Linked DNA regions of Homo sapiens: region 2 is linked to region 1. Evidence: chromatin loops called from intact Hi-C (ENCODE). Cell type or tissue: K562. All regions are shown on one strand. Links, peaks and the distances in the headings refer to the core of each region. The heading gives the core; the rest is flanking DNA.

The links. Hi-C counts contacts between places; a loop is a spot of excess contacts. Peaks named below come from ENCODE experiments on the same cell type or tissue, not always from the same donor. Only the 100,000 strongest peaks of a DNase experiment are listed, where the experiment ranks them.
Region 2: a loop joins it to region 1, with 2.7 times the contacts of the local background. A loop is called at or near these places in 3 of 110 quality-filtered maps.

What each region holds. Positions count from the first base shown.
Region 1 is chr20:49,091,408-49,098,018 of GRCh38, forward strand. CSE1L (chromosome segregation 1 like) reads left to right here. Exons shown (of 25, transcript NM_001316.4): 22 at 639-720; 23 at 2,733-2,879; 24 at 3,325-3,556; 25 at 4,942-5,542. The coding sequence ends at 5,031. Among named protein-coding and RNA genes, the nearest start is that of CSE1L, 48 kb to the left of the region's middle. In K562, for the core only: no CTCF peak of the experiment used is centred there; no DNase peak of the experiment used is centred there.
Region 2 is chr20:48,985,168-48,990,343 of GRCh38, forward strand. ARFGEF2 (ARF guanine nucleotide exchange factor 2) reads left to right here. Exons shown (of 39, transcript NM_006420.3): 16 at 241-446; 17 at 3,137-3,221; 18 at 3,324-3,495; 19 at 4,118-4,269; 20 at 4,389-4,517. Among named protein-coding and RNA genes, the nearest start is that of CSE1L-DT, 58 kb to the right of the region's middle. In K562, for the core only: a CTCF peak has its summit at 1,933 (motif pointing right); no DNase peak of the experiment used is centred there.

The sequences.
Region 1 (6,611 bases), core at 2,177-4,676:
AGAGTGAGACCCTGTCTCAAAAAAAAAAAAGAAAATATTGTAAGGGCCTGGTGCAGTGGCTCTCATCTGTAATCCCAGCACTTTGGGAGGTGAAAGTGGGAGTATTCCTTGAGTCCAGGAGTTAACGACCAGCCTGGGCAACATGGTAAGACCCTGTCTCTACAAAACAGCCAAGCATGGTGGTGTGTGCCTGTAGCCCCAGCTACTCAGGAGGCTGAGGTGGGAGGATCACTTGACCCTGGGAAGTTAAGGCTGCGTGAGCTGTGATCACGCTCCTGCACCCAGCCTAGGTGATAGAGTGAAACCTTCTCACAAGAAAAAAGAAAATATTTTAAGATGTTTGTGTTCTCCAAACATTAAGTTAGTGTTAGTCATATTGTGTTCCAGAGGTTGGTTTATGGTTGGATACCAAAACATTTTTTCAGTAGAGAGAATATTATAAGGAAATATAAATCAAAGAGAGACAGCATGTAAAGGTCTATGACAGAAAGACAAGTTTTCTATTTACTAGAAGGCAGGTATTGATGCCACAGCCTTTGGATGTTAATGATTAAGCATAGGTTTATTTTGCAGACTTATCAGTTACCAGTTTAGTGCGTGAGTTCTCTATGCTGATATTCTGCATCTTCTTTCAACAGGTTTTTTAGTCTTTATTAATTTGTATTGCATAAAATATGGGGCACTAGCACTACAAGAAATATTTGATGGTATACAACCAAAGTAAGTTTGTTTTTATTATTTTTTAAAGGAAGAAAATGTTTTGACTTTTTTTTTAGTACAAATCAGTATCTCTGTCTTATAGATGATGATGTGGTTCTTGGTATGGAGATAGTGTCTATGGTTTTCAAAATATTCTTAGGTATTGGGAGTAAAGAAAAAGTAATCCTGGCCCAGCATGGTGGCTCACGCCCGTAATCCCACACTCTGAGAGGCTGAGGAGGGCGGATTTAGCTCAGGAGTTTGAGACCAGCCTGGGCAATATAGTGAGACTCCATCTCAAAAAAAGAAAAAACACCCTGGAATCATTGTTCTAATCCTCTAGATTAGAGGACCATCTACTCTACACACTGGCATTCTCCACAGCCAGTGTTCTATATTATGTTAAATGGTCAGTGTTGTCTCCAGGAGCCTGCCTTATTAAAACTAACAGCAGAAAACACCACATGTTCTCACTCATAGGTGGGAATTGAACAATGAGAACACTTGGACACAGGGCGGGGAACATCACACTCTGGGGCCTGTCGTGGGATGGGGGGCAGGGGAAGGGAGGGCAGAGGGAGGGATAGCATTAGCAGAAATACCTAATGTAAATGACGAGTTAATGGGTGCAGTAAACCAACTTGGCACATGTATACATATGTAACAAACCTGCACGTTGTGCACATGTACCCTAGAACTTAAAGTATAATTAAAAAAAAAAACCAGAATTTTCCTTCCCCCTTTTTTAAAAAATCGTGCTAATCCATATCGTTCCAATTTTAGTATATGTGCTGCTAATGCAAACACAGCAGAATTTTTCAAATGAGAAATACTTAGGACCAATAAATTAACTTTGTTTTTGACTTATCTGGTATATATGCAAAGAATGTATTTAGGTGGCATTTCCCATTAGTAGGGAATAAAACAATTATAACGATAAGATAAAGAACAACTCTTAGGGAAAATTTCTTCGGGGACAGTTAGATCCCTGTACCTCAGTTATGTCTCAAAAATTCTACATTGACTAAAAAATGAATTACTCTGGAAAGGAGACCAGAAAACATGGCTTCCGGCAGTAGGGGATTTTGAGGAAATCTCATGCACTGCTAGTGGGAGCCTGAATTAGCCTGATCTTTCTAGAGAGCAAAATGTATGCACTTTTTATCCAGAGCATTAGAATTGCCATACCCTTTGAGCCATATTTCCACTTCAAAGAATTGGTTCTATTAACGCATAAACTGAGGATTTTGCATCATTTAGAATTACGGAAAACTTCACTTCTAGCATGTTTGCAACAACATAGAATGATTGGCCGAATTATTTTAAATAGCCATTAGCATTTATGTACCTGCAGGTATGTAAGCAAAGACAGTTGGGAAGCTTATAACCCAAAAATGTTAAAACTAGTTGTTTCTGGGTGGTGGGATGATTCCTTTTTTCCCTCCTTGCTCCTCTCTCTTTTTTTTTTTTTTTTCTTTTTTTTTTTTGAGACTGGCCAGGTGTAATTTTTAAAGAAAAAAGCAGAGAGGGCCAGGAATGGTGGCTCACGCCTGTAATCCTAGCACTTTGGGAGGCTGAGGCAGGTGGATCACCTGAGGTCAGGAGTTCGAGATCAGCCTGGCCAACACAATGAAACCCCATCTCTACTAAAAATACAAAAATTTGCCGGGCGTGGTGGTGGGCACCTGTAATCCCACCTACTCAGGGGGCTGAGGCAGGCAAATTGCTTGAACCCAGGAGGTGGAGGTTGTAGTGAGCTGAGATCACACCGTTCCACTCCAGCCTGGGCAACAAGAGCGAAACTCCGTCTCAAAAAAAAAAAGAAAAGAAAAAGATTATGGCATTTGGCTACAGGGTAGAGGTGTGATGGGGTTTTTTTATGTTTTGACTTTCAGTCTCTTCAGATGATCAAAAACAGCAGTCTTGTTATTTAGTAATTTATCATATTCATAAGAAGTAACTAACATCTAAGCATTTTACTATTTCATTATAGTGATAATCTAATATTAAGTTGATTTATTTTGCTTTAATAGAATGTTTGGAATGGTTTTGGAAAAAATTATTATTCCTGAAATTCAGAAGGTATCTGGAAATGTAGAGAAAAAGATCTGTGCGGTTGGCATAACCAAATTACTAACAGAATGTCCCCCAATGATGGACACTGAGTATACCAAACTGTGGTAAGTACTTCATTTTAATATTTTTGTAAGTTACAGCTTCCTTCCCATATGACTGCAAAATTAACAAAGCTTATTCTCTTGGGGGCCAAGAGAATCTTGGTCTGATCTCAGCTTCTCCACAATCAGATCCAAGACATGATTTCTGGATCCTTCTGGGCTTAGAATGATCTTGTTTCCTGCTTCTTTTTCAGGGGGATTCATGGACCCCTTTAAGAGTCTGATCTAGGTGATCTCTAAGACAATTTTATGACAGAAGCCCAACTAAACTGACTTATCTTTAAGGGGAAGAACTGAATAAGCCAAGAAAAGAACCATCTTAATTTCAAAGGTCCCCTTTTATTCTTGAGACTATGAGTCTGTAATTTTGTGTCTCTGAGCAATTGCTGGTTTTAAGTCTTCCGAGTATTTTCTTGACCTTTTTATCTCTTGCTTTCTTCCAATCCAGGACTCCATTATTACAGTCTTTGATTGGTCTTTTTGAGTTACCCGAAGATGATACCATTCCTGATGAGGAACATTTTATTGACATAGAAGATACACCAGGATATCAGACTGCCTTCTCACAGTTGGCATTTGCTGGGAAAAAAGAGCATGATCCTGTAGGTCAAATGGTGAATAACCCCAAAATTCACCTGGCACAGTCACTTCACAAGTTGTCTACCGCCTGTCCAGGAAGGGTAAGTGTGTTGTCAAAGAACTCTGTGATAAATGGAGACTTTAATGGGAGGGCAAAAGGATAGTAGTAGTTCTGGTGTCTGTTTTCATTGGTGGGCGTAATAAAACTAAATCTCATTGAGTTACAGCAAGCTTATTTTCTTTAATTAAAAACACTGAGCCCTTTTTTTCTTGTATTATGTACTACAAATATATTTTAAGTGAATGGATTTAGGAGTGAGAACAAAGGAGGAAAAATCCCTTCAATAGAAATGTAATAAGGCTGTATAGTTGCATTTTGTCAGCACTTTATAATAAGAGTTTATTTCCCAGATCGAAGTAATCCATCTATTATTAAAATGTGGTAGCATTTTTTTATTTTTATTTTTATTTATTTATTTTTTTAGACAGGGTCTCACTCTTATCCAGGCTGGAATGCAGTAGTACGATTATGGCTCACTGCAGCCTCAACCTCCCAGGTTCAAGTGATCCTACTGCCTGTCAGCCTTCCAAGTAGCTAGGACCCACTATGCCCAGCTAATTTTTTATTTTTTTGTGGAGACAGGGTCTCCCTATGTTGTTCAGGTTGGTCTCAACCTCCTGGGCTCAAGCCATCCTCCTCCCTCAGCCTCCCAAAGTGCTGGGATTACAAGTGTGAGCCTGGACACAGTTATTTTTTTTTAATTGCAGCATACTCAGAAATTAATAGATCATGGCATAAACCTAATAATGACTGTATAGTTGCATTTTGTCAGCACTTATTATAGAGTTCTTACATGTTACCTGATAAAATATATATTTTTCAAGCCAGACACAGTGGTTTATGCCTGTAGTTCTAGTGCTTTGGGAGGCCAGGGCTGCAGTGAGCTATTACAGTGCCACTGCAATCCAGCCTGGGCAACAGAGCGAGGTCCCGTTTCTTAAAAAACATATATGTGTGTGGCGTGTGTATATATATGTATATATATTTTTTCATTGTATTATTACGGAGACTTTCAAACATATATAGAAAGAGCATAATGAAGCCTGCATGTGCCCAGCTTCAATAATTACCAATATCTTGCCAGTTTTGTTTCGTTTCTCCTTTTATTCTCTGTATTGAGCAAGTCTTAGACATCATACGTTTCACGCGTAAGTACCTTATTCTACATCATTAACCAGTAAGGACTTTTTAATTAACCACAATACCACTATCACACCTAATAATAGTAATTCCTTATGGATCTTTTCTTTAGACCTATTTTTGAAGGCATAAAAGCAGTTGAGTTTCTGGAGAATTTTTGGATGGTGATTAATGACTTGACTGGCTGCTCTTCCCAGAGCTGTGGCAGCTCTCCCGTAGAAGATGGGGTTTGTATTGGCGCACCAAGATCTCCAACAGCCAGTGTGTGTTTCCCATCTCTTGTAGGTTCCATCAATGGTGAGCACCAGCCTGAATGCAGAAGCGCTCCAGTATCTCCAAGGGTACCTTCAGGCAGCCAGTGTGACACTGCTTTAAACTGCATTTTTCTAATGGGCTAAACCCAGATGGTTTCCTAGGAAATCACAGGCTTCTGAGCACAGCTGCATTAAAACAAAGGAAGTTCTCCTTTTGAACTTGTCACGAATTCCATCTTGTAAAGGATATTAAATGTTGCTTTAACCTGAACCTTGAGCAAATTAGTTGGTTTGTGTGATCATACAGTTATGTGGGTGGCTTCTAGTTTGCAACTTCAAGGGACAAGTATTAATAGTTCAGTGTATGGCGTTGGTTTGTGTTGAGCGTTTGCACGGTTTGGATAATCTTAAATTTTGACGGACACTGTGGAGACTTTCTGTTACTAAATCCTTTTGTTTTGAAGCTGTTGCTATTTGTATTTCTCTTGTCCTTTATATTTTTTGTCTGTTTATTTACGCTTTTATTGGAAATGTGAATAAGTAAAGAATTACTTGTGTTACTTGCCAAGCAGTGCACATTTCATAGTTTCAAATCTGTAATCAGCAATAAAAATCCTAAAATATGTACCTAAGAACATCTTAAGGGCAGGTTTTCAGTGCTCTCTCATGCTTTTATAAAAATGAAGAATTTCTTTAAATTTCTTCCTTTTCCTTTCCTGGACTCTGTAAAATCCTAATTTCTAAATCATGTAAACTCAGATTATTTAGTCTTTTTTTTTATATGGGGGAAGGGGACATTAATATAGATTTGGGGCTTATTTACTAGAATTTTCTGTAGCAGTTCCTAGGTGGCAGTGTGAGTTTTGGGTAGGTGGCTCCTCTGGGAGAAATGCTCTGCCTCGCTTAATGGGATGGCGGTCGAGAGTACTTGAGACTGTGGATGTTTTGATCTCTTTCATCTCTGCTGTTCCCTGGAGAGTGGAGGTTACTTGGAACTTTTCAAACCCTGACACCTTAGAACCGTGAAGTCCAGTCCAGTGGTGGATCCGGCCGGATGCCTGGTGAGCTTGGTTGCACTGGCTCCCTCCCTTGGCCTGGCCCATGGAATTGTACAGCATTCGTTTCTGAGGAATGAAGAATCAGAATATCTAAATTTTGTGAGGCACAGTTTATGCTGGAATTGTTCATTGTCCATTCAGTGTAGTTAAACTGGAACTTTTGTCTTCCCAGCTCAAGTGATTTGTCACAGGAGTTATCGATATCCCTTTTTTTTTTCTTTTTTACCCCCAAGATAAGAGTCTTGTTCTGTTGACCAGGCTGGAGTGCAGTGGCACAATCTCAGTTCACTGCAACCTCCACTTCCTGGGTTTGAGCAATTCTCCTGCCTCAGCCTCTCGAGTAGCTGGGATTACAGGCGTCCGCCACCACGCCCAGCTAATTTTTGTATTTTTATTAGAGATGGGGTTTCACCATATTTGTCAGGCTGGTCTCGAACTCCTGACCTCATGATCTGCCTGCCTCGGCCTCCCAAAGTGCTGGGATTACACGCGTGAGCCACTGTGCCTGGTGATAACTTTTTTAATCTTAGGCACTTGACTCGAATGGTTTTTCTTATTTTGAATTTTTTTTTTTTTTTTTTTTTTTTTTTTTGAGACGGAGTCTCACTCTTGCCCAGGCTGGAGTGCAGTGGCACAATCTCAG
Region 2 (5,176 bases), core at 651-3,150, 110 kb before region 1:
GTCATTCTCTCCATTTTAAGTCTCTTGTGCCCCCTCCTCTTCCTTCATCCATGCAGGACAGGCTGCTTCTGGAATGGGTGGGTGGGTGGGCAGGTCAGGGAGTTCCCTAGCTTTTTTACCAGTCCAGCCTATTCTGGGCAGTTAGGGCCAGGCTATTCTGACTCCACCCTTTGGCTGCTGGCTTTTGCTGAGGGTTCGTATTTGACAATTTCTGGATATAAGTGAGTGTGTATGTTTCAGACCCAAGTAGGCGATTTTCTGGGAGATAGCGCAAGGTTCAACAAGGAGGTGATGTATGCCTACGTGGACCAACTTGACTTCTGTGAAAAAGAATTTGTCTCAGCCCTGCGGACATTCCTAGAAGGTTTCCGCCTACCTGGAGAAGCCCAAAAGATTGACCGATTAATGGAGAAGTTTGCCGCAAGATACATAGAATGCAACCAAGGGTGAGCGCCGATTTTGAGTCCCTTCCAGATCATCTGTTTGCCTGCCTCAGAACGCTAATTCTAATTTGGTTGGGGTTTAATCTTTGTATATCTGTGCCAAGCAACTGAAGCTTTTGTTTACCGTGTGCCAGGCACTGTGCTAAGGGATTATTTCACATAAGACCTCACAGCAACCTGTTTATGTCCCTATTCTACAGACAAAAAGATTGAGGACCAGAGAGGTTAACTTGCCCAAGATCACACAGCTAAAGCCCATGCTGTTAGCAACTATAAAAGAGTAGTTTCATAAGTTGAGAGGAGACAATTGGGCACCTCTTCCCTAATCAAAAACAGTTCCCCTGATTTAATATATGGGGTAGATCTCAAGGATTTTGGTTTTTCTTTAATTGCATACTGATGAGCAGGTTACAGAAATAGCTACATAACTAATAAAAACCACCAAAGTACATGATTTTATCTGGGGACCTTTTTTGATGGGCGGTTCGTGATTTTGTAAGAAGTGGAAATAGGAAGGGGAACAAACCATTATTAAATACCTCCTGTGTGTGGGCCATGCCATGGGTTTTACATGCATTTAATTTAATTAATGGCAAGCCCAGGAATAGTATCCCTGTTTTACAGATGAGGAAATTGAGAATCTGAGAGATTGAGCAACCTGTCCAAAATTAATCAGCTAGTAAGGAGCAGAGCCAGGGTTGAATATGGATTTCTCTAACTCAGAAGCTCATGTTCGGGCTGGATGCAGTAGCTCTTGCCTGTAATCCCAGCACTTTGGGAGGCCGGGACGGGCAGATCACTTGGGGTCAGGAGTTCGAGACCAGCCTGGCCAATATGGTGAAATCCCGTCTCTTCCAAAAATACAAAAAAAAATTAGCTGGGTAATCCCAGCTGCTCAGAGGCTGAGGCAGGAGAATTGCTTCAACCTGGGAGGCAGAGGCTACAGTGAGCCGAGACCACACCACTGCACACCAGCCTGGATGACAGAGGCAGACTCTGTCTCAAAAAAAAAAACTCATGTTCTCTCCACTGAACATTAAATTAGAAATATGTCTGAATATGCTGTGACCATGATGTGGAAATTGTTCAGTGGAAACTATTTTTTTTGAGACAGGGTCTTGCTCTCTTGCCCAGGTTGAAGTACAGTGGGGTGATCACAGATCACTGCAGCCTGGATCTCCTGGGCTCAATCAGTCCTCCCACCTCAGCCTCCTGAACTGCTGGGACTACAGGTGCATGCCACTGTGCCTGGCTAATTTTTTGTATAATATTTCTGCAGAGATAGAGTTTCACCGTGTTGCCCAGTCTGGTCTTGAACTCCTAGCCTCAAGGGATCCTCCTGCCTCAGCCTCCCAAAGTGGGGGATTTACAAATGTGAGCTACCACACCTGATTGAAACATTTTAATAACTGTTTTGCCTCTCAGGTCAACTTTGTTTTCATATTAATTGCTCCCAGTCTTCCAAGTGTATGGCAGGCTGTCCCCAGGAGGTGGCAGGATTGGCAAAGGCAGCATATCATCATTTTAACCAAATGGACATTAGAACTCTCTATGAAGGCATAATTAGATGCTGTTTACTTTAAACGTATCTCCTATGTGGACCTGGGAGCCTTGGTCTGTTTTGCTCAGTCAGTAAATATGTGACCCAGTTTCATCTCATATTAAAAGACCTTTGTTGTGTTCTTCAAAATTTCTACTGTTCCTGTTATGGACAGTTTGGACAGAACAGTTTCTAGCTTCAGCCTCATATCGTATGAAGCTGTACATCCACATGTTGTCCTTCTCTTCTTGCCTAAGGCAAAAAAGTCAGACTTCACCAACATATTGTTTAGAACAACATAAATATTTTCCATGGTATTTCTACTATTAAATGTTATAATGGGTAATATAGACTATAAATAACAGCTAAACAGCAGTTTTAGTCATCTTTATATCTCATGTCTAGCACAGTACATGGCACAAAATAGATGTTCTCAGGAACAGGACAAGGTGGGGGAGGCACTCAAGCGCTTAGTGTGTGAAATATAGTGAGATGCCCTCTCTCAGGGTCAGCACCAAGTGTAAGGTCTCCTGATGTGCTCACTTGCTTCACCCTAGTCTTGGCCCCAGATGCTTCTTAGAGTCTTTTTAAAAAAAATTATTTGAAATTGCTTTATTCAAAGAAGCCTCAATTTTTATTATTTATTTATTTATTTTTGAGACAGTCTCGCTCTGTCACCCAGGCTGGAGTGCAGTGTCACAATCTCAGCTCACTGCAACCTCCACCTCCCGGGTTCAGGCAATTCTCCTGCCTCAGTCTCCCGAATAGCTGGGATTATGGGCACCCGCTGCCACGCCCAGCTAATTTTTGTATTTTTAGTAGAGATTGGGTTTCACCATGTTGGCCAGGCTGGTCTCGAACTCCTGACCTCAGGTGATCCACCCATCTCGGCCTCCCAAAGTGCTGGGATTACAGGCCTGAGCCACCACGCCCTGCCAAAGAAGCTAAAATTTGATACAGATTGTTAATGAGCTTTTTCTACACTCTGGGTTGCTAAGTCTTGTTCAGTGATGATGAAAGCGTAAAAACTCTTGCCTCATTTGGAATCAAGGGGAGTAGTCGGCTGCTTTTCTCGTGAAGTGTGTCTCTGTTAGCATTGTACCTTCCAAACCGCATCACCATGAATATTGATGTCTCGAATTTTTTTCTCCAGGCAAACTCTGTTTGCTAGTGCTGACACTGCTTATGTCCTAGCGTATTCAATTATTATGCTGACTACAGACTTGCACAGTCCTCAGGTAAAGCACTTTAATGATTTACATGTTGTATTAGCTAAATAAGTGGCTTTACTTGGGCAATTGGATGTTTTTTAAATGGTTTTTAATTTTTTTTAATTACAGGTAAAAAATAAAATGACGAAAGAGCAGTATATTAAAATGAATCGGGGTATCAATGATAGTAAAGATCTGCCAGAAGAGTATCTCTCAAGCATCTATGAAGAGATAGAAGGCAAGAAAATTGCAATGAAAGAAACAAAAGAGCTAACGATTGCAACCAAATCTACTAAGCAGAGTAAGGTCTAATGGCAAATTATTTCTTTTAGTTCTAATTTTTTAGTGTATCAGAATGCATGATTAAATACTCTGGTGATAAATTTAATGTGCATAGCTGGATATCTGAATAGGAAATGTGATTGAATTAATTATTGTGATTATGTTGGGACTTTTATAATGTCACTGTCTTGCTAGATTTCTGATGAGGAGCAAGAAGGAATTTAAAATTAGTAATCTGAGAACTAAATTACTCCCAAAAAGTGTTCTTTAAAACTTTTCTTTAATTCAGATTGTGTCCGCCTTGATTAGAATTCTATTAGTTATGGCCCCTGGGGAGCTGTCAGTTTCACTGTTTGAGAAGCAGCAAAGGGTAGTGGTTTAGAGTGTGGCTCTAGAGCCACACTGCCTTAGATCAAGTCCCAGCTCCTCTACTTAGTAATTGTATGACCCTGGGCAAGTGACTTACCCCCTCTGCCTCATTTTTCCCATCTGTAAAATGGTAATAATAATATTTGTAATGGACTCACGAGATGGTTGGGAGGATTTAGGAGTTAATCATTGTGCATCTTTTGAAACAGTGTATGGCATGTAGCCAGCCCTCAGTGACTGCTAGCCACACCTATCATGCTCTTACTTTACAGATGTAGCTAGTGAAAAGCAGCGGCGGCTGCTGTACAACTTAGAGATGGAGCAAATGGCTAAAACAGCCAAAGCTCTGATGGAGGCTGTGAGCCATGCCAAAGCCCCGTTTACCAGTGCCACTCACCTGGACCATGTCCGGCCAATGTTCAAAGTGAGTATCCTGAGAACTTAGCAAGCATGTGGCTAAGCCTGATTCTGAAGCTGGCCAGCGAGAAGTACTCTTTCCACGCTAAAACTCTGGATGTTATTGAAATCTTCCTTCCATGATAGCTGGTGTGGACGCCACTATTGGCAGCCTACAGCATCGGACTCCAGAACTGTGATGACACTGAAGTGGCCTCCTTGTGTTTGGAAGGCATCCGATGTGCAATCCGAATCGCCTGCATCTTTGGAATGCAGGTAGGTGTAAGTCAGCAACACTCCAGAGATACTGGTGGGTTGTGCTCTTTTAGATTTGGCAAAACTTAGAAATTATCAGAAATTTTCAGTTAATCAAGACTCTTAGCAAGCTACTTACTTATGCCTACTGACAAGAAATCCGTAGCTTTGTGATGACAGCTCGTTAGGGGCAAAAATGGAGATACGGATTAAAACTGTCTTTAAGAATGGGTAGGCTGGGCACAGTGGCTCACGCCTGTAATCCCAGCACTTTGGGAGGCCAAGGCAGGCAGATCACCTGAAGTTGGGAGTTCGAGACCAGCCTAACCAACATGGAGAAACCCCATCTCTACTAAAAATATAAAATTAGCCGGGTGTGGTGGTACATGCCTATAATCCCAGCTACTCGGGAGGCTGAGGCAGGAGACCGGCTTGAACCCAGGAGGTGGAGGTTGCGGTGAGCCGAGATCGCGCCATTTTACTCCAGCCTGGGTGACAAGAACGAAACTCCATCTCAAAGAAAATAATAATAATAATAATAGGTAGGGTCCAAGCTTCTTGACTGGATTTGACAAAGCAGACTTCGTGTTCATCTGCCTAACTTGCCTGCTTTGGTGCTTAAAAATACTATTTCCTTTTTAACATCAGTTTTTATTATAATTTCGCATATTTCCAACTCT